5 separate regions of the Mus musculus genome follow, and all the other regions are linked to region 1. A link is a loop called in an ENCODE intact Hi-C map of the cell type or tissue named here. Cell type or tissue: left cerebral cortex. All regions are shown on one strand. Region 1 overlaps Erc2 (ELKS/RAB6-interacting/CAST family member 2). Region 2 overlaps Erc2 (ELKS/RAB6-interacting/CAST family member 2). Region 3 overlaps Erc2 (ELKS/RAB6-interacting/CAST family member 2). Region 4 overlaps Erc2 (ELKS/RAB6-interacting/CAST family member 2). Region 5 overlaps Erc2 (ELKS/RAB6-interacting/CAST family member 2).

Region 1 (5,000 bases):
GTTTTGTCTACATTAAACATAAACATCTACTTCCGAGCAGGCCTGGATTAGAGCAGCATAAGTTTTGGATTAGGGTGTGTTGGTACGGAATAATAATAAGCTCACGTCAAAGTCAAAACTGCAATATTATGTCGTTGTTGGCAACCTGCACTGTGGTTTCATGCTAGAGGAGCAGGCTATGTTCTTTTAACTGGAGCTGAATAAAGAGAGAAGCTCGAGTGGCAGGTCACCTCTGACCAACCTTTTACAGGAAGACAGAACACTCAGGATGGACTTTTGACCCCGATGTCATAGTTTGCCAAGGTACAGAATATTTTACTAGGAAACAAAATTGTGCTTGTAAGTGAGTGTTCACTGGGCTATCCACTTGATGTTCTACCAAAGGCAAGAAACACGAGTTCTGTTTTGGAACCATAGCCTTTTGTTCCCACACCTGGATACAACATTCAGCTGATGAGGTGATACTTGACTATTGGGTTTTTGTAGGAAATGCTATAAAACCTTGATGACAGTGTACATTTGGAGCGTCTATAGTACCCATGATTTTAGGACATGGTAGCGATATTTAAACCACAGCAGTTTTCGATTGCCATGAAGCTCATGGATGCTTAGAACATAAACTTGCTACCCAAGAATTTGCTGTAAATTTTCAATATCCATTTTCATTTTAGGTCTCAGTTATATGAGCACTGTAAATGCATATACCAGGGGTGCTTTATATAGTGAGGGAAGAACAAGCAGTGGATATGTAGATTGCCTTCTGACTGGGAGAATGGAAGGAAGGGCAAGTGGAGTTGGCTCCTGTGCATGGTGTGTATGGATCTGCTAACTTCAGCACCTCTATTCTCCGTGTTTGGGATTACAGTGGTTGAAGTTCTGACAGACAATAAACTTAGGGGTAAAGATGCACTCTTTTACTGAATTTTCTCTGTCTTAGGGTTTTTATTGCTGTGAAGAGATACCATGGCCACAGCAACTCTTATGACAGAAAGCATTTACTTGAGGTTGGTGTTTAGTTTCAGAGGTTTTGTTCATTACCATTATGGCAGGAAACATGGTGTCATGCAGGCAGACATGGTGCCAGAGAAGTAGCTGAGAGTTCTACATCTTGATCTACAGGTAGCAGAAGGAAGACTGAGAGACACCAGCCAGACTTAAGCTTCTGAGACCTCAATGCCCATTCCCAGTCACCCACTTCTTTAACAAGATCATACTTCCTAATAGTGCCACTCACTGTGGGCCAAGCATTCAAACACAGGAGTCTGTGGAGGCCATTCCTACTCAACCACCACACTCCCTGTGTGTGGACCAGTAACTTCTACAGTTCTGAAGGTTCGTGTGTGTGTGTGTGTGTGTGTGTGTGTGTGTGTGTGTGTGTGAGAGAGAGAGAGAGAGAGAGAGAGAGAGAGAGAGAGATCCTCTTGATCTCAGGAAGCTGATATTGTGGTAGGTATTAATTAATTAACTAATTAATTAATTAACATTAGGTATTAATGCCTAACAACCCTTTAGGCAACTGCATGTGACATGCTATCGAAAGCATACTCTTTGGTAGTGTATATAGCAGAACTACTTGTGACTACTTTAAGCCATAAAAATCTATAAGAAAAATATCTCAAACCACAATAATTAGTTTTAGAAACAAGATTATTTATAATTAAGAACTGTGTCAAACTAGGAGGCCAAAAGGAGGAGGCACACCTCGTCAGGGCTCATAACTAGAGGTAAATGAGCAGTCAAGTGTCACCTCCATTGATGGATGCCCTCACACCCTTCTCTGTCACATTGCCAACTCAGGAGGGATTCAGACTTTTAGGACTGCCTTGAATTATGTTCACATGTGCCTCTTTGACAGGATGTACCCAAGACCCTTCCTCTAAAAAGCTCCAACCTCCACCCTTGAGTTTTGAATTCATTTATATGTCATATCCTTTAGAAATTTTTTTTGCTGCTACTGCAGTCTGGGAGAGATTTTGAACTCATAAAGAAGATAACTTCATCTCTTTGCAAAATTCTTACCACATGTTAACCTGCCTTCTATCAAAATATACTGGGCTCTTGATGAATAAGAACTTGGGAAAGGAGAAATTTCTCTGAGATCTACTTCTGTCTTTAGAATAGTGTCATCTATGAGAAGAGTCATTTGCCCCAGTGAAATGTTAAACCCACTCACTGTTCTGGGTATGGTACGTTCTGTGTAGGCTGCAGGAGGGAACCATCCATGAATAATAATGCTCAGAGGAGGAGATGACTGTTGCTCTTCCCACACCTACCACCTCCAGCCTTGGCTCTGTTCACTGCAGTGAGATGTGCACCTAAAGTAGGGCCTAGTATATGCAAGCTTGTTCTGCATCTCAAGGCAGGAATCCAGCTGGCAAACCAGGGGTTGGATCTGGAACCACACTAGTGGTCTTGGGTTTAAGGCAGTATAATCTCAACTCCCATTCCTGCTTTGCAGTGAGCATTTGAATTTTTGTTTGCCACAGCTGGGAGATGGTGAGATGCATCTGTACCTGTAGCATCCAATCCAGGGATGCTCATTAGTGTATGTTAGGCAGATCATACCTGCAATAATACTTACACAGAGAAAGCTGTTCACAGGAGTCATTCCCTTTATATGTGGCCTACCTAGTCATCTTGACTATCTATTCCCCCTGCCTATAGATAATGTTTCCTTAAATGCATTTTACACAGGTTAACAGAATACCTCTGGGCTCTGAATACCTCAGCCAATATGTGTAGCATTTTCCCATGCATCCTCTGTAGGACTTTCAAGGCTTACAATGATAATTATGATGTTGATGTATATGTGTGCCTTTGAGTATTGGCAATGATGCTGGCAACTTGACCCAATATAGTTATAGCTGACAATGGAGTCTCAGTTGAGGCTCTGCATTAGAGTGGGCTGTGGCCATGTCTATGGAGGATTGCCTTTTATTTTAATCCTCTTTACAGTCTAGGTCCTTTATTTCTTTTTGTACATTAAGCTAGGACTCCACAGGGAAAGGGATCCAGCAGCTCAGGCTCCTTTGGTAAACCTCACAAAGTGGTTCTCTGGATGGAGCAGGCTGGCACTTTACCTGAACCCAGGTGTCCTTCTCTCTGGTTTCCCTTTTCTTCTGATCATTCTCCTTTACCTACTTCAAGAAGCACACATAGAGTGCTTAATGTGCTCAGTTCACACACTGAATTCTTTGGCAAGAATCCTGCCCCTAACTTGTTTACAGTGAGGCTCATTGCATGATGGGTGATGCTGTGTATGCTTCCTGTTTTGTGGTGGACTCTTCCTGTTTTGCTGTGGCATTCATTATGGGCAATCCTTTATGAACATTCCCCATTCCCTTGATAGCTACACTATCACCCTTGTTGTGGACTCACATGTATGGGACCAAAGTATCACCACCAGTTTTCCTAAAAAGCATGGAGGAAACATGGTGGTGCCTCCTCCCTTCCCTTTGTGTTGTGCATTTTGGTGAGTTTCTAGATGAGTTCTTGTTTTGTTTTGTCTTGTTTTGTTTTTTCAGACAGGGTTTCTCTGTATAGCTCTGGCTGTTCTAGAACTCACTTTGTAGACCAGGCTGGCCTCGAACTCAGAAATCCGCCTGCCTCTGCCTCCCGAGTGCTGGGATTAAAGGCATGCGCCACCACGAGTTCTATGGCTGAAAGATGGAGCATTGTTTTAATTGTTGACTTAAGTAAGAGAGTCCAGTCAACCGTGGGTAGCACTATTCTTTTGTACTGTATGAAAAAATCTGAGTATAAGCCTGTCAGTCTGCCTGCCCCTCTGCCTGTCTGCTGCCAGCCTGCTGCTTGCCTGCCTCTCTGTTTCCTGTCTGCCTGCTTAGAGTGTGCCTGCCTGCCTGCAGCCTGCTTCCTGCTTGCCTGTCACCATCCTCTCTGGTTCCTTCCTCTTCATTGGCTACAAAGTCATTTCTTGGTTGGAGGTAATGCTGTGTGAAATAGCAAGCAGGCATGCTTTTACATTCCTGTCTTGTGTTTCTACCTTTAATTCCCTCAATGGTGGACTTAACCTGGAATTGTAAAACAAATAAACCTTTTTTCCCCCCTCAATTTTTCTGGTCACAGCAAGAGAAATGAAACCAGTGTAGCATGTAGTTTTTACTACCCTGCTTTAAGCTCCAGGTGGGCCACCCTACAATCCACAGATGAAACACACACACACACACACACACACACACACACACACACACACACACACACATTTTTAATATGCTTTTAGCTCAATGGCAGGCCATTTCTAAGCCTCCTGTGGCTAACGTGCCCTTACCTTCACTCTCAGCTCAACACTCCTGACTATGCCCTCACTTAGTTGCCTGGTTAATTTCTCCTTACTCAGCACCCTAAATCTCCCCTCAGCTCAGTTGCGCTTCTAATCTCCTGCCTACTACCCCAGGCCCAGTTGGGGAAGTGGCCAATGGTCACTCCACCTGAGATCTCACATAGCTGATGGCTGTCTCTCCCTCCAAAGCATGGTGAATCCCCTTTCTTCCTCCTGCGTCTCATTGCCTGCCTGTGAAAACCTGGAAGCCCCACCTCTTCTACCTAGCCATTGGCCACTAGCATCTTTATTGATCAATCAAGAACCAATTGGGGAACAGGACCTCCAGCAGATTCCCAAAGCATCTAAACCACGCCCTACAAACCAGGACAGTGATGCTTGAACTATTACTATTGTTCTATGTTTTAGAACTTTTATATACATACTTAGAAAGAATATAAATTATTCTCTTTTGGATTATTAGAATGATTAGTATTTAAGTTTTTCTGGTCACTGTAGTCATGGTATTGGTGAACTGTACACAAGGGAATGTCTCCCCTTCCAGGAGGAATGAGATGAGCAAGGAGTAGTTTTTGGAAATGTTGACGACTAAATCTTGTGCTAAGGGGCTTGGAATTGCTGTCTAGTACAGGCACCAGGAGTAGCATTTCCAAGGCTTGGCAGGAAGAGGCAGCACAGTGTGTTTGGGGGATCAAAAGTA
Region 2 (5,000 bases), 120 kb before region 1:
TAGACTATAACTTCTTTAACCACAAGTCAAGAACAACAAATGTGGCTTAAAATACAGCCTTTCCTAGCTTCCACAAATGACCCTTAGAGTGACTTTAAGGTCAAACACTTGGTATGTAAATTATCTGGGTACTTAATGACATAGTTTAGTCAAATCAAGAAGGAGATAATAGGTAATCTTGATGGTTTCTGATAAGCTGGTACTGGATAGAAACAGTTCAACATTTCAAGCCTGGGCACAATGCTAACCTGACTTTGTTCAAGAACTTTCTTAGCTTAAAGGCCAGAGAGTCTTCAGACCTAAGAAAGATGCTCTCAGTACCAGTTGTACTGGCTAGTTTTGTGTCAACTTGACACAGGCTGGAGTTATCACAGAGAAAGGAGCTTCAGTTGAGGAAATGCCTCCATGAGATCCAGCTGTAAGGCATTTTCTCAATTAGTGATCAAGGGGGGAGGTTCCCTTGTGGGTGGGACCATCTCTGGGCTGGTGGTCTTGGTTCTATAAGAGAGAAGGCTGAGCAAGCCAAGGGAGGCAAGCCAGTAAAGAACATCTCTCCATGGCCTCTGCATCAGCTCCTGCTTCCTGACCTGGTTGAGTTCCAGTCCTGACTTCCCTTGGTGATGAACAGCAGTATGGAAGTGTAAGCCGAATAAACCCTTTCCTCCTCAACTTGCTTCTTGGTCATGATGTTTTGTCCAGGAATAGAAATCCTGATTTAGACACCAGTCAACTCATCACCTTACATAGTTATCATTTTTGTGTATGTGGTAAGAACATTTAAAATGTTTTCTCTTGGCAGATTTTAAGTATGTAGTATATTAATTATATTTAACACAGAACAGATAAACTTTCCAGAACATATTCACTTTATAAATAATATTTAGATACATTGACTGACCCTGCCCCATAAATACCACCATTCCCTGTTTTTATGTGATCAAGGTTTTTTAGTTTTCCCATTTAACTGAACAGTACAGTATTCACATTTTATATCTGGCTTATTTCATTTAGTATAATATCCTCTGGATTCACCATATTGTTGCCGATACTCAGACTTGTTTGATTATTTTAATGATTTCACAATGTGTATATGCATCAGGTATCCCATGAGCAGCTTAAATTTGTATAATTTTAATTTGTCAGTTATACTTCAGATAGGCTTGGGATAAATGAACACATAAATAAGAAAGGTGATGAGCTGTAGTTTAGAGATGCCCAACATTTTCTTGTTTGGTTACCAGCTGGCCATTGCTCTAGACTGAGGGACACTTGCAAATGAGCTCCTTGGTTAGGACATTTTTGGGGACTTTCTACAAACACCAAGTCATCAGAATGCTATTTTGGAATTTTACTTTACTTTTATGGATACTATTTATATATGTGTGCAATATAGTTTGGATAATTAAGAGGAACTGTTTTTCATCATTAATACAAGTCATTATTGTGTCCTGTTAAAAATCTCCTAACTCGTGTGTAAAGTTAAACTAGAGACTTTCAATATCCAAATGGAGTTTGGTCCTGAGGACATTGTTGGTTTTAAATGGTTAACAGGGAAACTGACTACTGCCTCTGGGAGTTCCAGTGACTAAAACCTTGTCCACTCAGCTGGCCAGTTACGGTATTCTGCTTGATATTGCAATACTGAGGTTCCCTCAACCCATGGCCAAGTAACTAGATGGAGGCATTGTAACAAGTTCTGTCTTTTAGTTTATCTCTGAGTTCAGCCATTTGCTCCTTGTGTGAGCAAACATGTTTGGAAAATACTCTTTCTGAAGTAGAACCAGGGCTTTCAGAAGCAAGAAAATGGTCCTCTCATAGCACAGTGATTTCAAAATGACTCTAGCCCATGTTTTATAAGTTAAAATATTGAATATGCTGGGTATGGTGATGTATGCCTTTGATCCCAGCACTCAGGAGGCAGGACCTCGTTTGTTCCTGGACAGCCTGCTCTACATAATGAGTTTCCAGGATATCCATGGCTACATAGAGGGACCCTGTCTCAAAAAAAATTGAATATGAGTGTTTTCATATAGCTTATTCAAAGAGCAAAGCTCTGTGAAACAAGTCTGTAGTGGGCATGGAAAGGGCAGTAAAGAAATAGAATTCTCTTGCCTGATACACTGTGGAGGGTTTTTTAATGGCATCCTCGAGGAACCCAGCATTGGCTTGGTAAGGAGCAATGGGTCATATGTTAGGAGAGTGACTGGGAATTCTCAGGTGAAAGAGGAAGAAGGGCTGAAGCAATGAGGCAAGTCAGAGTGAGGTGCTCTGGCAATTTTGTTGTCTTGATTTAGGTTGCTAGGAAGACTGGAGCATAGGAGCCAGTTAATATAGGCTCTGGAGCACAGTAAGTGTCCATATAAGATAGCTGAAAACAATCTGCATGCTGGTAAATGTTCAAGCACTGACTTTTGAAGGGGCAGGGAGGATTATCTCTGATTTGTAGAACTTGTAGGCTTCCATGGTGTAATGACTCCAATCATTGCTGACTATAGCAGTCAAAGTGATGCTTTTGAACACAGAATTGAGAAGATTGGCTCCCGAGCTGCAAGGACCCAATTTCAGAAAGTACTGAGTGTTGTGTGTGATGCTGGAGGCCCTTTCAGTCCTAACATTGCACCCTAATGTATTCACCTCAAGTCACCTTGGCCAATGCAGCCAAAAGTTAGCTTACTATGTGATACATGGTATAAACGAGAGGAATATTATTGGAAATGATTATCGGGCCCTGGGATATGGGTTTTGTTCTGAGGAATTTCTAGACTGGCCTCTGTAGCCAGCAGTCACTTGGAATAGGAGACAAGAGGCTGGGAATGTGTGTTGATTCATTGCTGGGTGAGGGTGGCCCTGGTGGGAGGCACTGAGGAACATGAGTAACTGTTAGATTGGGGAAAGGATATTTTTGTCAGCGAAAAGAAACTACGTACTTTTCAGTCGTTCTTTTTTTCTTGTTCTTTTTCTCCTCTCAGCCTCCTGGAGCGTTTGAGTAGGCAAAGTATGTGGGAAAGAAGTTGAGAATAGTCCAGGATTCCATGTGATGGACGAGAGTAGAAATGAGGACAAAGCTGCTCTTCAACCTGTTGATGGGAGGTGGTTCTTAGAGGAAGAAGCAATGAGGGAAGACGTGTATATAGCTTGTGCCTACTGTGCTGGCCCAGGTGGTATATTATTTATATACATTGTAGTCTTTGTCTCTTACAGTGACTTTGAAAGATTGGCATTTATCCACCTGGTTGCTCAGTTTGAAAACATAGGGATCATTCTGGATATTCCTTTTATCCACCACATCTGATATATAAATGAGACCCAACTATAACTCTGTGTTAGCTTTCTGCTAGTATGACATACTCGTATATCAGCTTTGGGACCAGAGATTGATTTTGTTCATGATTTCATTGCAGGTGGCTTGACATTGTTGCTTTGGGCCTATGGTAAAGCAGACTATTACTGCAGTTGAGGCTGTGGCATTCTATTGAGGTGAGCAGGGTTGCTTATCTCTTAGTAGCTAGGAAGCAGTGGGCTAGGACATATACCACACACAAGGTGTGGTTTTCATGGACATACCCCAAAAGATTCACTCTCTTTGAACAGGTTCCACCTCTCAAGTATCTACCACCCTCCACCTTCCAAAAATTTATCCAGTTAGGGGGTTATCAATGGATTAACTTGTTGAATCGACAAAACCCACATGAGTCAATCACTTTCCCAAACATCATTTCTGGAAATCGTATTGGAGAGGAAACTTTGGACACAAAAGCCCTTGGGAAACATTTCAGATCCTAACCATAACAATGCCACTTCAAATCCACTTGCTTCTCTTTCTCTGCTTCTAACCCCTGAATAGATAGATGCCCATCATCTCACCTGATGCTCAAGTCTCCGGCTCTTCACTCATTCTCTGCAGGACAGCGAAGTAAGGCTTTTCCAGGTGTATGTTGTACCGCTTAACTCTTCTTGTGTTTGAATGCCTTTGATGGTTCTGTTGCCTTTAGAGTGAGCTCAGGATTCCTCTTCATTATCTAACCTGTGTTTGCTTTGCTGCCCCTTCCATCCCATTTAAGAGGCAGAAGCTTTTCAAACTTCCATTCCTGTCCCTTTGCCTTTTCTGTCTGTCTGGGATCTGTTTCCTCTGTTAGTCTTTCTGTGTGAGCTGTCTGTTAAAAGAAGCCCTCTCAGATCTGTGATCTGGATATATCCTCTTCCTGGTGCCTGGTTGCTTTTCCTTGTAGAATCTCTTATTCGGTTTTAATCTTCCCCCATCTCATCTGCCTTGCTCAGTAGACCACTGAGAATGCCATATCTTTTTATTTACCATTGCTTTTTCAGTCTTTGGCCCAGTGTTTGTTATACAGAAGGTAATGAGTTCATTGCATAAATAAAGAAATGGAGCTATAGTCCAAACTCACCTGAACATTATACTTTTTCCTCTATGTCTTGTGTATCTAAACTCTCTCTCATTTCCCCTTCTGCTGCCACGGTTATACAGTGGTAGTAGATACAGGAGTGGCGGTGGACTTTGATGTCTTTGTAATTTGGTCCTCTCATTCATTGGATAATTTCCCAGTGTGACTCTTCACAGCATTCTTACCTTACCTTCCGTTCATGTGTTCAGTACCAGCTAGGCATCTTTGATTGAGCTTCAGGTGACCGGGACAAGGCTGGTACAAAAGTCAGATTCGCTAGATTTCCTTGTTCCAGTTTCTCACTACCAACAGTGCTTTCCTGTACTTATGTGTCTATTTCTGAAGCCAGTGCAATCTCCATGGGGACTTTTCCCGAACTTCAAAGAAGTTGCACTCACCTATCAATTGGCATTTCTCTGTGTTCTCTGATTTAGTAGCCTTTATTCTCTTCCTGCCATCTCTGCTCTGGTCAGATTACAGTCTTGTCTACCCTGCCACTGAAGAGCTTGCTGTTTAGGGCTGGGTTGGCTCCATTATCCCTTGGAATCTATTTAAAATGCCTGTCGGCTTCTGCTCCTGCTGTGAACCTGACCCCCA
Region 3 (5,000 bases), 170 kb before region 1:
TATTGAAGTGAATCATCTCCATTAAGATAAATGAATGGATGGATGGATGGATAAATAAATGTTTTTTCTCGTTCTCTGGCCCAGTTGATCTGGAACTAACCATGTGCCATGAACTCTGCAGTCCTCTGGTCTCAGCCTCCTTAGTGTTGGGATTATAAACGTGCTATCACATCCAGATTCATTGTCTTAAATAAGTGAAAATGTAAATAATTTTTCCTTTAACAGTTTAAAAATATCGTCTTAAACCATTTTACGTTATACACGTGTGTGTGTGTGTCCTGTCTATATGGGAGTATGTCCAGTGCCTGCAGAGGGCGGAAGAGGGGTCAAATCCTTGGACCTGTAGTTATATTATAGATTGTTGTCTGATATGAGTCCTGGGACCTGGCCTTAGATCCCCTGGAAGGACAGTGAGTGCTTTTAACTGCTGAGCCATCTCTCTAGCCCGTTAAATACTTTTAAAGAGAAAGATTATTCACAGGAGAAATTTAAAATAGGAACCTAGCAGAAGTATTGCACAGCTATCAAAATGGTTCAAGAGACTGCCAAGGAAGGGCTGGATACGGTGGTGTATATTTGCCATGCTAACGCTTGTAAGTGAAGGGAGAAAGAGTACTGCAAGTTCAAAGACAATCTGGGAAACATATCAAGACACTATCTCAAAAAAGATCCCCTCACCCTTTCCAAAAACATCAAACTGAACCAACTGAAAAAAAAAAGAAAAAACAAAGACGAAATGAAAAACAAATCCCCAAATAAAAAACAACCAAAAAAAAAAAAACCAAAAACAAAACAAAACAAAAAAAAACCCCAAAAAAGCCAACAACAAAAAAAAACCAACAAAAACCCAAAGTCTTTCTTTTGTTCGTTCTTAATATTTAAGTCATTGTCAAACCATTTTTAAATCTTAGTGGACTCTGTGGTATAAATTTGTGAACACATAATCACTTTGACGTCACCAGTGTGTAGGATGTGGCAGTGAAGGACGCAGGTGTAGGTGTCTATACAGGAGAGTAGCTGGGCTCTCGCCATCCTGGGAGGCTGGAGCTCTTGGGGCTGCTCCTGAGAGTCAAGTCTGAGTGGGTCCTGGGATGCATGTAAGCAAGGACCTGCTTTTTGTTTTAATTTTTAGCTTTGTACTTTGTACTTCTTGTGTGTGTGTGTGTGTGTGTGTGTGTGTGTGTGTGTGTGTGTGTAAGCTAGAGCTCAACTTCAGTGCCATTCCTCAGGAACAAACATTCTGTATTTTAAGATAAGTCACTCATCAGATAGGCTAGACTGGCTGGCCAGTGAACCCCTGTTGTTGGGGTTACAAGCATGTGCCACTACATGCTTTAAACAAACAAACAAAAAACCAGCACAATCCTGTAGGCCCTGGGGATTGAGCATGGGCCGTCATGTGTATGTAGCCTGGGGATTGAGCATGGGTCGTCATGTGTGTAGCCTGGGGATAGTTTACCATCTGAGCTATGTCTTTGCTCCTTTCTGTCCGTTTTCTGTGTATTTGCAGCAGGACCCTTGGAAGCTTCTGGTTTTGTATTTGTGGCTTTCTCATTCCACATAGCATTTGCTCTACTGGGGAAGTGATGGTTTTGTCTCTCTCGGACCTTATTATCTGGGCATAAAATTCTTTGAAATTGAAATCCAAAAGTTACTATAAGTGTTGTAACTGTTTTTCAGGTTTACAGTTAAGTGGAATATGTATGGGAAGAATGAAAAGTAATTTGCATATACTCTTCAATGGTGTTTCTTCACATAGAGCAATAGCAATGAAATAGAGAGAGGTGAACTACCCGCACGTTGGCATGTAGCATTAAGGGTGGTCTGTAGCCAGGTTAAAACACAGAAGTGATCAGAACTTGTGAGGAAAGTGTTATTTTGAAATCAGTATTCAATCTGCCTGTAATAGGAGATTCTTCTAGCCGAACAGTTTCTTTCATAGCAAAGTATTAATGTTAGAGAGTGGGAGGAGGAAGTCCTGGTCCCACCTCACCTGCTCTGGATCTTGGCAGGCGGTGAGACAGTCCTGAGAACCTGGACGCGCTACTTTTGTTGCTGGAGTCTTCCTGTGTACATTGTTGAGTCAGGAGCTAGGTTAGATCAGCATTTCCAAAACATTGTTGTAAGAAATTCCAGTACTCTTTGAGGAGTTTTGAAGTATCCATAAGTAAAAAGTTTGCTTGATCGAATTCAAGCGAGAAATGCCCTTTAGAGACTCCCAGTGCGCCTTGGCATATAGAGGATATGGTAGTCCGAAATAAAGTTGTCTTTTTCACAGATTTTCGCCCAGTGAGTCTCAAATGCATTTGATGACAGAATCCTGTTATCAAGGAATGTATTTGGGGGAAACACTGAACTAAGTTTCTTCCAAAATTATGGGTTTAAAACAGACCATCCAAACGTTGCAGAGCAGCACTAGACGTACCTCATTTCGCCCACTAGATGGCGCTGGTGAATGAGCTATAGTTTGTTCCCCGTGTCTGGAAGGTTCGGGGTTTTGCTTTTTCCTGTGATACAAGAGAGTATGGATCAGTTGTAAAACTGATCATAAGGCCTTTCTGATAACTTTTTATGAGTCATTTAAAGCAGAATAGCGTCATTTGTCAAACTAGCTACTAGCCAAGACCAAAACAGTATGGGGATTTTTCTCAGTCCTGTCTTTAAAAATGAATCCTACTACTTAAATAAAGCCAGGATGCTTTCCAATCATATTTCAGCCAGACAGAATTTAGTTGGACATTTGGGGCGTTGATCAAATAGAGACATTGGGTTTTGAGGCAGTTGGGAATGGTTGCTAGTTTCTGTGACGTGTAAGATGAGCTTTCTGCCACTATTTAGACTTTGGGATCTTTGCAATGTTATCACGCATATGAAGATGGCGGAGACCTGTGAGAAGGTCTCTCTAGGCAGCTGTGCTAAATGTCCTCTTAAAGCCTCTTTCATGTCCTAGTAAATTCTCGATTGGCGTTTTATTATAAGTGACTTCGTTAGGCATAAAGACTTTGCCGGTTTGTGAGTGAGAAAGTCTGTGTTTTACTTAGTCTTACTGTAAGCTTCAGCTCTTGAGAAACACCCCCTGCCTGGAGTTCGTGGAATTTCACACATCAGTTTAAGTATGCCCAGGAGTTTTAAAAACAAAGGCAACTTTACTCAGGAATAGTCTTGCTTCAAGTTTGTTCAACTGAAGGATGTTTGCCCACTAGAAATGTGCTTCTTTTTAATGATGGGAAGGGAGCTATAAAAACATAATGAGGGGGCTTCCAGCGCAGCTCCCTGAATTACCTGCCATCTCCCACTTTGTGGGGAGGGGATTTAGACTCTGTGAGGAGAGCCTCAAGCACCTTCTGCTCTCTACCCTAGTTTTGAAGGTGAGATCTTGGTGAGACTTCTTAGAGCTTGTTCCAGTTTAAAAAAAATATATTTCTGGACACTAAATAGCTCCCCAAGGACATAAAATTTCTCATGCTTGCTGAAGGTAAGTTCTCAATTGCTATTTTTGTACCATAACCAGCAGGTCTTTATCTTCTTTTGCGTTGTGTTGTATATTCTCTTAGTCTCCCCTGTGATGTGCCCAGAGGCTTTTCTCCTAACTCTGAGCTTTAGACATTTCAATGGTGTGGTGCCGAACTATTTGTCTGTTGTTCTCTTATTTAGTAAGAATTTGAGGAATTTAATGGAGTTTTGTGTTTGTTTGTTTTTGTTTTTTTGTTATTTTTGGTGAGGTTTAAAAAGGAGATGTTAGATGAAGGAGCTAATCTTAGCTGATATGCATTGAACTCCGAAGGTTCCTGATGCTTCATCCCTCATTTAAAATACATATTTTTTTCGACTTAGTTTTCATAGCAACCTGTAGGAAGAAGATGCTATTTCCCTGGCATGTCCATATGGGTCAGAAGCATTAAGTAACTTATTAGTGTCACTTGCCTTGCAGTTAGGCTCAGCAAGAACTGCAAACTGGGGCTTTTATGCTTTATATTTTACAGGCATGCAAATGATATGGTATATTTGCATATTAAAAGTACTGGCATCATACTTATGAATCTTTGTTAGACTGAGGCAGGCTGGACCTTGCAGCACGAGGTAGTGTGAAATCTCCTGATAATGAGAACCCCACTGCCAATTTTGCCCCCAGCTCCAGACACTAAGATTTCTTGGCCCGATGGCTTCATAGTCAAATATGTTTGGGCATGTTTCTCAAAACACTGAGTTACTATACTCTGCATTAACAGTGCTTGGCTTTGTCTTTTATGCAGAAAGCCCCTCCAGGCCTCTGTAATGTGCTAAAAAAGATCTTGTCTAAAACTCAAGAAAATAAATAACATAAAACTGTTCTGAATAAATTTGAGTTAAGCGAACAGAACTCTTTTCTGTGTGTGTGTATATTGCATACATACAGTTGTGTACGCCTATGAACACGTGTTCTGTTGCAGCCTAGGACCAATATCCTCCGCAGGGAAGGACATCTCAGAATTTCCATTATAAATTATTTTAGAGGCATATAACGAATACTGTAAAAACCCCCGGACTGCCTGGAACTTAACGTTATTGTGTTTATTGGAGTTGTTACAGGATTGCGAGGAAGCACATAGGCTCCAGTGCATCTTGGCTCTGGAAGGAGGTGCGGATGTGTGTGCCTTGATACGGGTTCGAGGGTTGACAGAAGTGTCAAGGACTTTAAAGCTTCAGGTGGCAGAGGCAAACACAACAGTTGGATTCAGGATACCAACAGAGCAAGTAGAAGATTTGATCTTGGATATTGATTACAAACAGGAAGAACGCACAGCAAGCATATCATGAATTCCATAGGTGAATCCTACCGTATTTTGCTTTTTTAAGCATTAGTTGGCCGGAATGAAAAAATTGCTAATATAATAAACAAAAAAAAAACCCATATTTACCTTAAAAATCAAAACTCAACAGTAACCTCATATGGAAAGCCTTCAGTAATTGTAAATAGGTATTGAAAACAAGCAATGAACACAAACCACATTGAACAAGCA
Region 4 (5,000 bases), 76 kb before region 1:
GAATTAATGAAAGTAGCTACTGTGTTAAGCATTTGGTTTGGACCCACAATAAAACCTAATAAATAGTTGTCATCCTTCTTCTAGTTCTTCCTTTTCCAATACAGTTACATTGTAGATAGTATAATAATTACTACTACAATGATGTGTGGGTTACGCTGGGCATGTAGTATAGAAAAAGGAAATCTACAGAGGCCACAGAAAAGATGGGTGCATTTGTTCTAGCATTTTAAAACTGAGTTAACAAACACAGGAGCCATGAATTGTATTTACTAGAGATTTAATCTTTTAAGTTCTAAAAAAATAAATTAAAGAATTGCTGCCACATTTTCATTAATATTTAATGACAAAATCAATGTTGGCTCATTGTGTCTTTGTGGTGTAACACAGGCAAATGGCGACAGTGGGGATGCTTCAGGCGCCTTCAGCATCTCTTCCTCTGGAAGCTTAGTGCAATGCTCTTGTGTTGTGCTTGGTAGCTTGCCCTGTCGGCGCCCTCGCTTCTATACTTCCTCAAGCATCATTTCTTATGCATTCTCTTGTGTATAGAGTCTGTCACTGGGTGTTTTTTCTCAATTAATCCCACATCTGAATGTAATATTTCTAGTTTCTCTAGTCTGTAAATCAGTAGGTTAGAAATCAGGTTTGTGAGGTAGTCAGGCTTTTTTTGTCACGTAGGGACCTGACTGCTTGCCAAATAAATCATGATGTTGTGATATATTATTTCCAGTTGTTATAAATTTTCAATATTTATTGTACCAGTCATACCAACTCAGGATTCAGTTATTTAATTTCAGTTATATCTGTATTTGAGATGAGAATCCTTCTCTCCATTAGTAAGTTTGAATTTCCTTCTCTCTTAGAGTCAAATTCCAAGCATGCTCACTAAAGCAGCCATAGAATATACAAAGAAATAAATAGGAACAAATTGCTTTTGTGTAAACAAGTGGGCCAAAACATGTACCCTGGTTAACTATATCCAAATATCCAAAACTACATTTTTTTTAACCAAAATGCTTTTCACACACACACACACACACACACACACACACACACACACACACGAGACTCATAGATATGATTATTTTTGCCACAGTGGCTTCGTAATTTGGTTCCTGGACATTAGTGAAATGCACTTAGGTTACCCCCTGTATTATGGACACACAATGTTCACTGAACATTCAAAAGTTTCATGACAAGAGATCCTGTGACCTGAAAACACAAACCCTTCTGAGCACCAGGCCAGTTCTACAGCATGGCTAATCCTGCTCTACTAAAGCTACTTTCTTACATTCTATTCTGGGAATGATGAAATTAAAAAAAAATCCCTTCAGCTTTCTTTGCCTTTTATCAACAGGACACAAAAATTGCTTCATTGGAGCGTAACATCCGGGACCTGGAGGATGAGGTCCAGATGTTAAAAGCCAATGGTGTGCTCAACACAGAGGACCGGGAGGAGGAGATCAAACAAATCGAGGTGTACAAAAGCCACTCCAAGTTTATGAAGACCAAGGTAGGTCCCAGAGGCTCAGCCTTCCATGTTCTCATTGCAAGAAGAAAGTTATAGTTTACCTACTTGCTTCTGCAAAGACCCACATAATCTGCCCTATGTGGAATGAAATACATGCATAGTAAAGAACATGGGAAAATGTAATCCAGAAGGGGGTCCAAGGGAATCGTTAGGGGGTTTCTGCTCTGTGAGGCTCAGGGCTGAACTCCTTTGTGTTTCTCTGTCTCCGGAGTTAGCAGAGTTTCAGTCTTTTCTCTTTCACATTTTCAGCTATCCTCACCTTTTCTTTTGAATCGTAGTCCTGCCTGGTTTCTTGACCATCCTTAGACAGTGCTGTGTAAGAAGGTGTTGCTCTTGTAAGCCTGCTAGCACATCTCAATGCTATTAAGAGATTCTGGTTTTAGCATAAGACAAATAATTTTAAGCCTCAGTGCTTCTATTAAGTCAAATTGTTTAGCTTTTTTAAGCTTGAGTTCCTTTATTCGTGAAATAGAGATCAGAAAAGTAGACCCATCATTGAGCCACTTTCATAATTCCCAGAGATTATTTAATTAAAGCAGAGAGTCAAATTTGTCTGGTCTCCAGAAAGCCCCTAGTACTGACGAGTTCTTGTCTCTCTCTCTATTACTCTTTGATACTTAGGGAGCATTATTAGAGTAACCTGCTCCATTATTTTACATCACTATTGTTATTGTATTTGTTAAAATTTAACTTTGGGCTATATGTGGATGGAGGATCTGAAATGGTCAGTTTTACATATACACAACCATTATGCCTATAAGGAGCCACATATAGGTCTTTTGAGACTTTGGGATGCTTTTTCTATTTTGTTTCTGAAAACCATCACCACTAATTTAATTTATTGCATTTTTTTCTACTTTTGTGTCTTCTTTTTAAATTTTTCAATATTTTAAGTGTTGTATTTTAATAGTCTTTGTTCCCCCATTATATTATTCAACACAATTAGAGAAAGCAGTGGTGGAGGAGGGAGAAAAATTAAGCAGTTTCCTCCCATCTGAAACACATTTATATCCTTTATGTACTTACAAACTATATGAAGAAACAATATACCCAACCTTTACTTCATATGTATATGTGTGTGTATATGGATGCTTCTTCAAGGAGTTTAATCAGACATAGTTCCTTGTTCTGAAAACTCTCTATTTTTAACATAGGCATAGTACTACAAACATTTTTTAGTAGGACAAAAAAATGTGAGTCAAAGATTGGAGATGTCAGAATTAGAATGTCCAGTGGCTTCAAATGAAGCTGTTTCCTTTTGGGAATATAAATACCAATGGCATCCTCTGTTCTCGTCTCCCATCTGGTTTCTTTCTTGCAGTCATATCTTAGAGAGCTGAAGTTCAGTATAGCAAGCACAGTCCTAACCTGTAGACAGTGTCCAAGTCACTCTGGCCTGGAAGATGAGAGGCACAGCTATGAGTAGGAGCTGGAAGTTCTGGGTGGTATTACTATTTTAGATTAAGTTTCTTTTACCACTCTGCAGCTTAACACTGGGAGGTTGAGTGAGTGTTCAAGCAGCCTACACAGCTGAAAATGCACAGAATTGGCTGAGGCTGGCTACCCTGCATTGTGGACTTTGTCCAGGCGAATAGAGCGCCTGCGTTGTCCTCAGGGAGAAGTCATGATGGCTGCTAGCCCACACCTGTCTGCGACCGTATCCTTGAGTTCCACTTCACTCCTCATGGTAGTTTCTTTAAAGGCTTCTAGAAAGAGACTCGACCAAAGAATGCAGAGAAGATCTTGAGGTGGAATAATGTAGGGGGTGGGGAAGTGTTGACTAAAGACTTGTGCTGACTCAGGCCCATCTCTACCTTGTCTTTGCTAGGAGAGAGGTTCTGGGGACAATTATGTCACCCAGCCATACTTTCTATCTCTATAAAATGGGACAGCACTGTCAGACTTAGAAAATGACTCACAGAGATTAAATGAGAGTTAAAAAGACAATGTAATTAGGTGCCAGGCTCAAAAAAGTAGTTAAATATTGTAAACATTATTCTTGACGAACTATAACCCAATTAATCATAGTGATAAAATACTATGATTATTGAACTGACTTGGAAAATGGCTTTGAAATGAATGCAAATAAAAATGTGTTATACCTCATAAAAATGCTCCTTATAGACTGATAAACTTCAGTTGAAATGTGCCAGTAGGAGTCAGTTCTTATGTTTTCTGGTTGAAAGCGTGTTGTTACTGGATTGAACCATAACATTTTATTGCTTATTTCTTTACTGACTTTTCTTGGTTATCCTCCAGTAAAGAGTGAGCAGGATTCCTTATTTAAGCCTGGGGCTGCTGCCTGTAGTCGGTTGGCAGGGACATATTTGAACCAGCTGTGAAAAGGGCCATGTACCCACCATTTGATATTGACCTGGGGACTGGAACTGGAGTAGGTAGATGGGTGAGGCTCTGAAAATAACTGTGATTTAACGAAACTAGCACTGAAGACCTAAATTGTTTGTTTTCTCCCAGATTGTTTTTGTAAACATGGCAGCAAAGCAAAACCAGCACAGCATATTTTGAGAGAAAGTGGAAAATGAGCTGTCAAAATGTAGCAGCAGGGTTTTAGAATTTGAACTGGTATGAAGGTAGAAGTACCGAACATATTGGAAAGGTGGAAATCCTTGCTCTTAGCAAGTCCTTTGACACATAACCATTAGCCACAAGAGCTAAAGCTCCCTGAAAGACTTCCTGTCCTATGCAATGCTTCCTTGATGGAACCTCGCATTTCTACTCTTCCTACAAACGGTAGAGAATTTAGACTCTGAAACCCAAGCCTACGAGGCTGTGGGAAGCACGAGTTACTTTCAAGTACACCATAAACCTCTGAGAATGTAACGAAGCATATACACAATTGCTTTCCCAAAAATCTATGATATCTCCTTTCTCTAGAAGGCTTTGTTCCTAGCCTAACACAGTTTTTGTTTACTGACCACACTATTTCTGTTAGCTGTTCCCTCTGTCTTCACTGTTTGCCAAAGGTGCCACTGTGCTGTTATCGGTCTCCCCTTAACACATTTCTTTTTATAAGCCTCTGACAGATTATAAACCTCTTAACCTGCCGAATGATAACAAGCATGTCACTTTCTTGACACCGGGGGATGATCTGCAGGGGAAAGAAAAGGCTGTTTCCCTTGGCTGAGTGGGATTTTTAGGATGTTGGTTGTGTCACAGTGATAAGTGGGGGAACAGTTCTCAGAGAGAATGAAGTGTGCCTGACATCCACGCGGACTTCATATGGAGCAGGTGATGTAATTCCAGTGGGCTGTTCTGGCCATCACAGAGAAGCCTTCCCTGGCTCCAGTCTGCATGGATGTTCAATTGCATCACTTTCCATTTTTATTGAGTTTATGGCCGTAAAAGAAGCAAAAGGCATATTTTTGGAAATAAGTGATTCTTTTTCCCCCCTGTAAAATGTATTCCCTTCAGAAAAGCCTTTTTTAGTTATTGTCTGCATAAATATTTATTT
Region 5 (5,000 bases), 120 kb before region 1:
AACCTCTATAAATTTCAATTTGTTGGTATATATAACAGAGATAAAGATTAAACCCACAGGCTGGGGAAATGGCTCAGTGGGTGATGTTGGTTATGTAAGCATAAAGACCAGATTTCAGCTCACCAGTTCCCACATAAAAGCTTGGTGTGGTTGAATGTGCTTGTAATCTCATCCCTTGTGGGTAGAAACAGACAGAATCTGGGGCTAGCCAGATAGCCATTCTCCTGAAAATGGTGAGATTCAGGGAGAGACCCTGTCTCAAAAATAGAGTGGAAAGCGACTGAGAAAGACATCCCCAGGTAAGCTTTTGGCCCGCACATGTCCCTACTCAGGCAGGCATACCTATGTGCACTCACACAGGTACATACATCCTTATAAACACATACACATGCTTGTATGTACACACACACACACACACACACACACACACACAGAATGGGGGTGAACATTAAAGAATGTTAAGCTATCTGGATGCTGTATTTTGCTTGTTCCACCTTGGGTCAGTTATGGTCTGGAGACACAATCATAGGGTATGTGCAGTGTCTTAGGAAATGGTGTCTGCCTTGGATTCTATAGAGGAATTGTTCCTAACTTATTCCATCCATCTGTCCATTTATTTATTCATCTATCTGATCTCTGGGCCTTGCTCTTCCTGACTTTTTGGTGTTAGCCTCTTCATCTGCAAACAAAGATACTCCCGGACCTCATGGGGTTGTGGGTGGGAGCTGTATCAGAGTCAGCAGGAGGGGACTCTGAACTGGCTTAAGCTTAGAGAGCATGAGTGCAGTGGATGACAGGTGTGTTGGTTTAGCTGCACACTCTGGGTGTACTGTGCCATGGTGATGTCAGCAGCCTACTGAACCTGTGCTCACATGACCATGGGGAAGCTCCTCCAGATACTAAAGTACTTAGTTACTAAAGCTCAGAACTTTATTCCTCTTGATCCTGTATTGGGACCTGAACCCCTGGGTAACACAGTTTGCTCACGGGTATTTTTTCTGCTTCCCACCAATATGCCTTTTATACCAGCTGGTGCAATGTAGTCTCTACCATGGATTCCCCTGTGTCAGCTCTGCCTGTGTCTGACCTTCACCTGTGCCCCGTTGTTGCCCTTCCATCCTTGCTGCCTTCTGCATACTGTACTTTGGCATAAGGCCCCTCTGCCACATTGTGACACCTTCTTCTGGCCTCCTTTTAGAGAATGGGTCTCTTTTTCACTGCCCTTCTGTGCTTGCTGATCTCAGCCTCCTCTAACTCCAGACTGTCAGGAGGTCATTAGAGTTTCACTTGGATCATACTGTTAAGTTGTTACACAGCTAACACTTACTTAACTGTGTTCCAGATACTCTTTTAGATGCGGCTGCCAACTGGCTTGCCACCTAGTAACCATTTCATCCTTACAACTCAACCCAGAAGGTTCAGCTATTGTCTCCTCACACCTGAGGCCATGAACAACAGAGAGATCCAGTCCCTTGCTCCAGGTTTCACAGTGGATTTATGGCACATAATCCATAGGGGATAGAAATGGCAAAGCCAGCGTATATATCTATATGTTTCACAGAGGGAGGACCCACTCACCATTTCCAGAGATGTGGGGAAAAAAAGTTCCTAGATGCCAAATTGTATTGTGTTTGGGAACACAGTCTTCAGAACTCTCTTTCCGTACAACAGTGACAATGTTGTCACCTCTCTTATATTAGAGAAGGAGTTTTATTCCTGCTGGCCAAACCATATTCATAAAATATGAACACCAATATTCATAAAATAAGAGAAACCCAAAAAGTAGCCCAGGATTTCACAGAACTTGCTGCAAAAACTGGATGGCAAGGCTTGGAGCGAGTATGGAGCTGGCTGATAGACAATCCCGCAGGCCATTTGTGCTTACCATCAGTACCCTGAAGCCCCTACTACAAAATGATAGCTTAAAGGCTTAATATGTGGGACACCATGAGCCCAGTGTTTGAAAGTTCTACAAGGGATGCTAATATCCAGCTGTGTGTAAGGACCTGCTCTGGAGAGGTGGGTGGTCCCTGCTTGTGCAGGTGAAAGTCATTGATAGTACACTGTCCTGTGCATGCCTGCACATAACATTTCTGATACAAGAGCATATTTGTTAAATGTAGAAAAGCATTGGTTCTATTACGAATGATGGGAAGGAGTGGTATTTTATAAGAAAAGTCCCTGGGAGAGAGAAATGGCTAGATTTCTAGCATAGAAGAAGAACAATTAGATGCAGTGCTCTGTGGAAACTGTACCGTGTAGGTCTCAGTTGTACTTTGGAGTCTAGCAGAGATCTTGGGTTCTGCACTCTAAAGGCCCTACTTCTTGAAAACCAGGTCTGAGATGAGCACTTACCTTCTAAGCTTGGATATGGATTATATGTGATAGCTCATTATCAAGCAATTAGCAAATGCTTAGACATGGCCAGAGCTACTAAAGAATATGATCAAGGGAAGGGAAATCAGAGAGAGTGGGTTGACTTAACACAGTGAGGGAGAGAAGTTTCCAGGTAGAATTCTGTGAAGTATGACTACCCTTCCAAGCATCAGCTCAGTGACTCATTACTGACACAAAGGAGCTTGAGGAGAGTGAGAAACTTGACCGGCTGGTTTCCACGGACGGTCCCTTCCGGTTCTGTGAGCCCTTACACTATAAGTTATAGATGAGTGTTTGAATGACAGTCTCTAGCCAAAGAAGGACCATGTCCTTTCTGTATAAATGTTATTGTCACCACCTCCTTCCCTGTTTCCTCCTATGGTCTAAAGCGTGGAGCATGTGTCTAACCAGGGACATTATCTGTTTTGGAACTGCCCTACGCTCTGTGATCTGCTACCATCTGGACTGTGGGGGTGTGCAGGGAACACTCTGTTGATTCATTTGCCACTCCCTTCTGGCATCTCTAAAATGGGCCTCTGGCTAGAGCTGGTGAGCAGCCAGGCCCTCCCTCTCTTTCTCATACCTTTTCAAGTACTGGAGAAAGAAGAGGCCATGAGAGAAAGCTGGTAAAGATGCAGACAGGTGGCATGAACATGGAGCTGCCTTAGAGATGACTGGGAAACTTGGAATCTATGTTTTAGAATGTGTGCTGCTAAGCGTGATATGAAGAAAGTGCTCTCCGATGGCACTTGTGGAGTCCTGGGATGCCAAGAAGTGCCCTAGGAGTTTCTGCAGTAGACTGTGTTGGGGCTCTTGTCCCTGGCCTCTACTTGCTACACTATTAATCTTAGCACTACCACATCTTTTCTATTTGCTTCTTTCCTCTGCAGAGATCTTGCTTCCCATAGTTCGTTACATGTTGACTGCTGGTCATACTTCAGGTTTTGGTTTGAATGTTACCCTCTCCTGTAGACTTTTCCTGGCAGCCAGATTAAATTTATAAGAGGATGATAACACAAGAAATAAGGTACTTAATTGATAGTACATTGAGGAAGTGGATCGTACATGGATTAACTGGTTCCCAGTATCATTCTTTCCTTTTTCATTTTGGGGCTGCAGTGAGATAGGGGATTGTGTTTAGACAGAGTCTTTGTGTGTGTGCGTGCACGCCTGCCTGCCTATCTATCTATCTATCTATCTATCTATCTAGACAGACAGACAGACAGGCCTGGAACTTACTGTGCAGATCAGGCTGACCTCTAGTTTGTTATCCTGCTTTAGTGGCCCAGTTTCTGGGATCACTGTGCTACATAACCCACACACTTGGCATCTCTTGTCATTTGCATCTCAGCATTTTCTTACACTTAAAACACTTACTGTGGCTCTGCATATTTGTAGCTTTAACCTGTTTTACTATTTGGTATTTTTTTTACTAAACAAGCAGCCTCAATGATAGCAGGGACCACTTAATTCCCCTTTGTCCCTAGGACATGTCACAGTATCTTATACATAGTAGGCAGTCCATTGATATGAGAGGGAATGTATTAGTTATTTTTCATTTTGCTGTAATAAACCACTAAAATCAAAGCAACTTACAAAAGAGAGTGTTTAATTTGGGGCTCATAGTTCCAGAGAATGAGAGTCCATGCCCATCTTGGCAGGGAGCATGGCAATAGGCAGGTAGGTGTGGTGCTGGGACTTTTGAAACCTTAAAGGCCCCCTGCCAGTGACACACCTCCTTCAATGAGACCACACCTTCAAATCCTTTCCAAACAGTTCCACCAACTTGAGACCAAACATTTAGGAGTAAGATCCTACGGGGACATTTTCATTCAAATTACTACAGAGGGGAGCAGATGGCAGATGGACTGAAGGGGGGGGTGGGGGGATATAAATTCACTTATGTCTCATGTTTGAGTTTTCTTTGGAGGGAAAATAAATGCAAATCTGAAGAGTTACACTGCTAAAATAAAAGCTTTCCAGCCACTAAATAGAACAAAGGGAATGGAATTTACCCTAATCACTCCTTGCTGGCTCAGATCAAACCAGGTTGTTACAACCTCTGAGTCATGAAATGTAACAGGTGCTGATTTGGCCTGACTCAGGGCCCCTGGCAATACTTTTATGGATAAGGATGCTGTCTCCATGGCCTGTAGGAGATAAAGCTATGACTCAGGTTTGGTACACTTGCTGGAGATGTGCCTTTGGTGACTATAATGAGAGTTCTTACTGCCTAGAAGCCTCCAGCAGACTGTAGGCAGTAGCTAGCAGGAATAGAGGCAGTGGGCAGCCTACAGCCCTTGCCTCAGGGTGGTATAGACTGTGCAGGTCTTTTATTTTTTATTTTATTTATTTTTTTTATTTTTCAGCTCTACATTTTCTCAGCCTCAAAATCAGTGCCCGTGCACACTTGTTTAAATTGTCTCTCTTTTCTGTGTCCCTTTTCTTCCTTCTGTAGGGTTTTCCTTTAGTGCCCTCTATAAACAACCTTGGTTTGGGCCCTACCTTTCAGCTATAGACCTAAGGTATAAAAGCAGACCTAGACCTAACATATAGCAGTATTACTGAGAACACCTGACTTTGCCATGGGTGGATAGAATAGTGTTCATTAGTAAGAAGGATTT

The links. A loop is a pair of places that touch in the nucleus more often than their neighbours do. Peaks named below come from ENCODE experiments on the same cell type or tissue, not always from the same donor. Only the 100,000 strongest peaks of a DNase experiment are listed, where the experiment ranks them.
Region 2: a loop joins it to region 1, with 11 times the contacts of the local background. A loop is called at or near these places in 2 of 42 quality-filtered maps.
Region 3: it touches region 1 in a loop (2.4-fold over the local background); 2 of 42 quality-filtered maps call a loop at or near these places.
Region 4: a loop joins it to region 1, with 2.3 times the contacts of the local background. A loop is called at or near these places in 2 of 42 quality-filtered maps.
Region 5: it touches region 1 in a loop (10-fold over the local background); 2 of 42 quality-filtered maps call a loop at or near these places.

The regions. Positions count from the first base shown.
Region 1 is chr14:27,973,621-27,978,620 of GRCm38, forward strand. All of the region lies in intron 8 of Erc2 (ELKS/RAB6-interacting/CAST family member 2), which reads left to right. Among named protein-coding and RNA genes, the nearest start is that of Gm34996, 99 kb to the left of the region's middle. In left cerebral cortex, no CTCF peak of the experiment used is centred here; a DNase peak (open chromatin) is centred at 2,249; H3K27ac peaks cover 1,297 bases.
Region 2 is chr14:27,849,873-27,854,872 of GRCm38, forward strand. The region is part of intron 4 of Erc2 (ELKS/RAB6-interacting/CAST family member 2); the gene reads left to right. Among named protein-coding and RNA genes, the nearest start is that of Gm45645, 11 kb to the left of the region's middle. In left cerebral cortex, no CTCF peak of the experiment used is centred here; a DNase peak (open chromatin) is centred at 2,950; H3K27ac peaks cover 637 bases.
Region 3 is chr14:27,805,834-27,810,833 of GRCm38, forward strand. The region is part of intron 4 of Erc2 (ELKS/RAB6-interacting/CAST family member 2); the gene reads left to right. Among named protein-coding and RNA genes, the nearest start is that of Gm45645, 33 kb to the right of the region's middle. In left cerebral cortex, CTCF peaks have their summits at 2,433 (motif pointing right) and 3,095; DNase peaks (open chromatin) are centred at 992, 2,450 and 2,994; H3K27ac peaks cover 206 bases.
Region 4 is chr14:27,897,212-27,902,211 of GRCm38, forward strand. Erc2 (ELKS/RAB6-interacting/CAST family member 2) reads left to right here. Exons shown (of 20, transcript NM_001347497.1): 6 at 1,355-1,510. Among named protein-coding and RNA genes, the nearest start is that of Gm34996, 23 kb to the left of the region's middle. In left cerebral cortex, no CTCF peak of the experiment used is centred here; DNase peaks (open chromatin) are centred at 3,045, 4,360 and 4,800; H3K27ac peaks cover 313 bases.
Region 5 is chr14:27,857,988-27,862,987 of GRCm38, forward strand. The region is part of intron 4 of Erc2 (ELKS/RAB6-interacting/CAST family member 2); the gene reads left to right. Among named protein-coding and RNA genes, the nearest start is that of Gm34996, 16 kb to the right of the region's middle. In left cerebral cortex, no CTCF peak of the experiment used is centred here; DNase peaks (open chromatin) are centred at 121, 2,861 and 4,518; H3K27ac peaks cover 1,349 bases.